2 separate regions of the Homo sapiens genome follow, and region 2 is linked to region 1. The links are chromatin loops, found by intact Hi-C in ENCODE. Cell type or tissue: prostate gland. All regions are shown on one strand. Links, peaks and the distances in the headings refer to the core of each region. The heading gives the core; the rest is flanking DNA. Region 1 overlaps RIPOR3 (RIPOR family member 3). Region 2 overlaps PEDS1-UBE2V1 (PEDS1-UBE2V1 readthrough).

Region 1 (2,905 bases), core at 131-2,630:
CTCCACCAGCACTCGCAGCAAGTCAGTCGGGCTGAGAGTGTGGTTGTAGAAACCCTGGCTTTGTGCCTTCCCACCTTCCCCAGCTCACCAAGGTGACACCTGGCTGCTGCTGAAATGGCCTGAGCAGTCTTGCATTAGCAGGGCCAGCCACCTGCCAGCCTGCTGCATCCCCAGTGCCTCTTGACGCAGAAGTGCCGAGCAGCTGACCGGCAGCGAGGCCTGGAGTTCTACACACTTGCCTTGGAGCCTTTTATTTAGGGCCTCAACTTGCCTGGCCTTGGCCCTTTTGTAGGTGGCCACCTAGTTTGGCTCAGCTCTGCATCTCGGGGAAGGTCACACAGACCCTCAGCCAGAAGTTGAGCGCTCTGTTGAGGCCGTGCAGCCCCTGGAATGCTGTACCTTTGCCTTGCTTTTTTCTGCCTCTGTACAAAAGACCAGCCCATGCCCTGGGGCTGGGTCAATGGCCGGAGTCTCAGGTAGAGCTCTGGGCAGCTCACACTCCTGGAGGAGTGCACAGCACCATTACCCAGAGTGCAGGCTATGTCCAGGCTGGGCAGCAGCAAAAAAAACGATGTGAGATTTGTGCTCATCAGCCAGGATTTTTTAAAATATTGTGATTTCAACATCTGCCTCCTGGCAAAAGACTTCTCTTTGTTCTGAGCAGAGCTTGTCCATCTTCTCAAAAGCTAACCGTCCTTTTTCACCTGAAATAGCAAAGGGACCTGTCAGCGGGTTGGATCCTGCCTTGGCACTTCCAACTCTCCTGGGCCAGGGTGGCCCTAGTGCTTAGTGACTGTGGGTCTCAGTGGTCTCTGCAAAGCGGCAGGGGAGGGAGTATGTGCGGGAGCCCCCACCTGGTGACTCACATGGCCTGGGGGCCTTGTCTTTACCTCTAGGATGTTCCGCTGAATGGGAACCCTGCCTTGCCTCTGGCTTCTATCCCAAAGGTCTAAGAAGACAGCGAACACTCCCTGCCACCCCAGCCATGGAGGAGGCCTGCCTTGGCAGGATGCTACAAAGGGTGGAGGTCGGCTCTGTGCCAGGGCTGCTAACGGTGCCCATCCCAGGTGCCCCAGAGTTGTTCTGCCTGCTGGGAGAGCTGGGTGTGGCCTCTCGCAGATTCTAAGGGCCCCAGGCACCCCGCTGCGCTGCACAGTTTGTGCCACTTTTTACCGAACGACAGTGTGGTTTCCCGGGCTGCCGCCCGCACGGCCTCCAGGTCAGACTGGCACAGGCTGGCAGTCTGGTCGATGCTTTCAATGCCCTGTTCGAGATTAGGAGAAAAAGAACCCTTTAGGGGGCCTTCTCAACAGCAGGTAGAGTCCACTTAGTGGCCCTGCAGGGCCAGTCCTAGCATGGTCTCTGGGGCCTCAGCCCCTTCCTTTTCTCCAGGCTTCCAGGTTTTTTAGGTGGCCTCAGGTTCATGAGAGGCACCTCTGGACTCTGGAAGCGTCTCGCCTCTTCAGCCCTTACACCCGCTAGGGAGCCAGGCTGTTAGCAGAACTCGTCATCCTGGATGCCTGCTGAAAGGCTAGAATTGAAAAGGAGACCTGCTGCTTTCTGGACCTTCCTGCCTCCCTCACGCTCTCCTTGCCCTACTCTCCAGGACAGCCTGTGCCAGTACTTCGCCCAACTCAGGCACATGCCCCCTGGCTGCTCCTGCAGGCCAAGGACCGGCATGCGCTGCAGCGCCCTCTACTGGGCACCTGGCCCTCGCTGGTTTTCTGATCCTAACCAGCTTCTCCTCTTAGAATTTCCTGCTGATCCATCCCAGAATGAATGGGAGTTCAATCTGTACTGAATTATCTTTCATCTAGCAATTGTGCAATTCCAAATGCAGGTGAGGTTGAGGGAAAGCGGGCATCCCCTCACATCCATGGGATCTATGTGTGGGTTGTATCAAGAGTCTCAAAAATGCTCATATTCTCCGGTCCTAGAATTGGGTCTAGCCTAAGGAAATAATTCAGAACTCCATGTTTTTTTAAAGCTTTATGCACAAACATGATCATAAGACATGATTTATGATAAAAATTGGATGAAGTAAACTTTCCTATGAAAGCAGCTGAGTAGGTTAAATTAAGGTATACACTTGATAGCCCCTTCATAAAGAATTCTCAAGTGAAAAAAAAAAAAAAAAAAAGAAAAAAAACACCACAAATAAAGAATTCTAGGCCGGGCGCGGTGGCTCATGCCTGTAATCCCAGCACTTTGGGAGGCCGAGGCGGGCAGATCACGAGGTCAGGAGATCGAGACCATCCTGGCTAACACAGGTAAAACCCCATCTCTACTAAAAATACAAAAAAATTAGCCGGGCGTGGTGGTGGGCGCCTGTAGTCCCAGTTGCTGGGGAGGCTGAGGCAGGAGAATGGTGTGAACCCAGAAGGCAGAGCTTGCAGTGAGCCGAGATCGCGCCACTGCACTCCAGCCTGGGTGACAGAACAAGACTCCATCTCAAGAAAAAAAAAAAAAAAAAAAAAAAAAAAAAGCTAAAGTGCTGCCAGTCTAACACAAAATGTTCTTATTTTGTTGACTGTTTTTAAACTATGTTTGGATCAACAATTTTAAATGCTCACACACACCCACAAACTTTTAAAAGAAGCATACCAGAATGTCAACCATTGTTTCTGCTACATTCTAGGATGATGGATAACTTTCTTTTCTATCTCTGTATTTTGTAACTTTTTTTTTTTTTTTTTTAAGATGGAGTCTTGCTCTGTCACCCAGGCTGCAGTGCAGTGGCACGATCTCGGCTCACTGCAACCTCCACCTCCCGGGTTCAAGTCCCGAGTAGCTGGGACTACAGGCATGTGCCACCACGCCTAGCTAATTTTGTGTGTGTGTATTATTAGTAGAGATGGAGTTTCGCCATGTTGGCCAGGCTGGTTTCAAACTCCTGACCTCAGGT
Region 2 (2,905 bases), core at 149-2,648, 470 kb before region 1:
TTGGTAACTTTTCTCTGTAAAGGGCCAGATCGTAAATATTTTAGGCTGTGTGGACCACGTGGTCTCCGATGCAACGACTCAATTCTGCCACTGCAGTGCAAAAGCAGCCTCGGACAATATGTAAATGAGGGGCATGGCTGTGTGCCAATTCAGCTTTACAAACTGGAATTTGAATTTTCTGTGTTAGGAAATATTGTTCCCCCTCCCCCAGCCATTTAAAAAATGCTCGTGGCTGACATGGTGGCTCACACCTGTAATCCCAGTGCTTCAGGAGGTTGAGGTGGGAGGATCACTTGAGGCCAGGAGTTTGAGACTACCCTGGGCAACATAGCGAGACCCCATCTCTAAAAAAAAAAAAAAATTAGCTGGATGTGGTGGTGTCCATCTGTAGTCCTAGCTACTCAGGAGGCTGAGGTGGGAGGATCACTTGAGCCCAGGAGTCTGAGGTTACAGTGAGCTGTGATTGTGCCACTGCACTCCAGCCTGGACAACAGAGCAAGACCCTGTCTCTAAAAAACAAACAAACAAACAAACAAACAAACAACCCACAAAAGCTTCTGAGCTATAGAAAAGCAAGTGGCTGGATTTGGCCCACTGTCCAGGGTCAGCTTATCCATACTCTAGCCCTGTTTATATTATTTGATATGAGCCACTGTACCCGGCGTGATTCTTATTCTTTACCTATGCAAGCATTACCTATTGCTTATATAGCAATATATATATTGCTATATATATATATATACCCATATATATATGTGGGTAGCTTGAAAAATATTTTTGGTTTATCAAAGGAGGGTTGGCTGGGCGCGGTGGTTCATGCCTGTAATCCCAACACTTAGGAAGGCTGAGGTGGGCCGATCGCTTGAGCTCAGGCGTTCGAGACCAGCCTGGGCAACATGGTGAAACCCCATCTCTACAAAAAATACAAAAAGAAACTAGCTGGGGGTGGTGGCACATGTCTGTCGTTCCCGCTATTCAAGAGGCTGAAATGGGAGGATTGCTTGAGCCTGGGAGGTTGAGTCTGCAGTGAGCGCAGATCATGCCACTGTGTTCCAGCCTGGGTGACAGAGCAAGACCCCGTCTCCAGGAAAAAAAAAAGGCGGGGTGATGGAGTTTCAGTTGGGGGCAGGCGCCCAAAGGTATGTGCCCAGGCCCCTTCTAAAGAACAGTGAGCACACAGGGGTATGCAAGTTCACTACAGCTCCCCCGGTTGAGCTGGAAATCCATGTTTGCCCTGCATGCCACTACCCTGTGCCACCACCAGACAGCAGCACATGCCTACCTGAAACCAAGCCATCCCACAGCAGCTGGGAGGGAGGCTGCAGGCAGTTGGCCTATGCACTCATTTTGTTTTGCCCACAGTACGTTTTAAACACGGAGCCAGCATTTTTAAAGTTTAGATTTCTGGCTCCTGTTTAACCAGCTGCTGTGAGTAGCAGCTGCCCTTTAGGCCTGATGTCTCCAGGTCATCCCAGTCCCCAGCGTCAGCGGCCCTTTCTCAGGCATGCTGCAGTTGCCTCATAGTGGACACATTTCTCACGTGCCACCTGTCTCACCTCCCTCTCCACAATGGGAGCGTTAAAGCACAGGGGCTTTGGGTCAGACGCTGGCTCAAATCCTGATTCTGCCACCTACCAGCTGTGTGACCTTGGGCATATTACATGACCTCTGTGCCTCAGTTTCCCCATCTGCAAATGGTGCAAAGAGTACTCACTTCTCAGAGCTGCAGGGACTGCTTGACAGGACCCATGCCAGAGCTCTCTGCACAGTCTGGTGCAAAGTTAAGTGCTCAGTAATATTAAGTAGCATTTTCCCCTGTCTGGCCCTCATAGGCACTTGTTTGCAAGTCCCTGATCTCACAAGTGGCCCCAACACTCTCAGACCCAATGCAGCGCACCTTCTGGTTTTGAGAAGGATTTTTTTCCAGCCCCCAGAATTCAGAAGTGAAATGGTCTGAGTCTGAGGGCTGCTCTACCCTTACTACCTGTGGGACCTTGGGGGAGTCACTTTACCTCTCTGGACTCAGGCTGAGGGTTTTTTTTCTGTCGGCTCCAGGGGAACTGACACAGATTGGTGGGGCCTGGAAACCAACACCACAGTGGTGAGGCTACTCCTATGGCCTCTAAAGAATTTAGCTGCCTGTCCCATCCACCATTGACTTCTTTTTGTAGTAATGCCTTAGGAAGAGGTGATCACAACCCTGCAAATCCAGATGGACATTTTTCAGCCCTGGGCAACCAGAGCATTTCACCCCACTGGCCAATGTGATTGGTTCAGGGATGGGCACGTGACCCAGTCCAGACCAATGAGAGCCTGCCCTGGGACTTCCACTGCAACTACTGGGAATGCACTTTCCACTGAGATTGCTGAGCTGGTCTAGTAAGTCTCAACTCAAAGAGAAAAACAGAGCTTAGAGAGACCACGTTTTGATGAATCATGTGAGCCCCTGGGTCCTGCCAAACCTTAATTCAGAACACCTGTAGACTTTTCCGTTTTATGAGCTAATACGATTATTTTAGCTGTTTACTTTAAATTTCTGTCATTTATGAGTTGTCGAATTCTAACACCCTTCCTTGTGTGGTCCCCTCAGGCATAGTCACAAATCAAAAGTCTAGTTGGCAAAGGAAAATGGCATTATGGGTCACGTTTTAAAAAATAAATGTCATGGCTGGACGCAGTGGCTCATGCCTGTAATCCCAACACTTTGGGAGGCCAAGGTGGGTGGATCACCTGAAGTCAAGAGTTGGAGACCAGCCTGGCCAACATGCTGAAACCCCATCTCTACTAAAAATACGAAAATTAGCCGGGCATGGTGGTGGGCGCCTGTAATCCCAGCTACTCAGAAATGTCATTATCTGTGACTGCTCTGGAGTCCTTTAGGCATTTCCCTGTCCCCAACAGGCTT

What was found. Peaks named below come from ENCODE experiments on the same cell type or tissue, not always from the same donor. Only the 100,000 strongest peaks of a DNase experiment are listed, where the experiment ranks them.
Region 2: a loop joins it to region 1, with 2.3 times the contacts of the local background. A loop is called at or near these places in 4 of 110 quality-filtered maps.

The regions. Positions count from the first base shown.
Region 1 is chr20:50,586,629-50,589,533 of GRCh38, forward strand. It overlaps RIPOR3 (RIPOR family member 3), which reads right to left. Exons shown (of 22, transcript NM_001290268.2): 21 at 1,174-1,264; 22 at 1-704. The coding sequence ends at 604. Among named protein-coding and RNA genes, the nearest start is that of MIR645, 2.3 kb to the left of the region's middle. RefSeq lists enhancers at 1-206, 207-719, 1,536-1,595 and a silencer at 1,504-1,798. In prostate gland, for the core only: a CTCF peak has its summit at 1,682 (motif pointing left); DNase peaks (open chromatin) are centred at 1,033 and 1,673; H3K27ac peaks cover 706 bases.
Region 2 is chr20:50,119,755-50,122,659 of GRCh38, forward strand. All of the region lies in intron 5 of PEDS1-UBE2V1 (PEDS1-UBE2V1 readthrough), which reads right to left. PEDS1 (plasmanylethanolamine desaturase 1) reads right to left here. Exons shown (of 6, transcript NM_199129.4): 6 at 1-2,905. Among named protein-coding and RNA genes, the nearest start is that of UBE2V1, 8.1 kb to the left of the region's middle. In prostate gland, for the core only: a CTCF peak has its summit at 1,280; a DNase peak (open chromatin) is centred at 1,267; H3K27ac peaks cover 726 bases.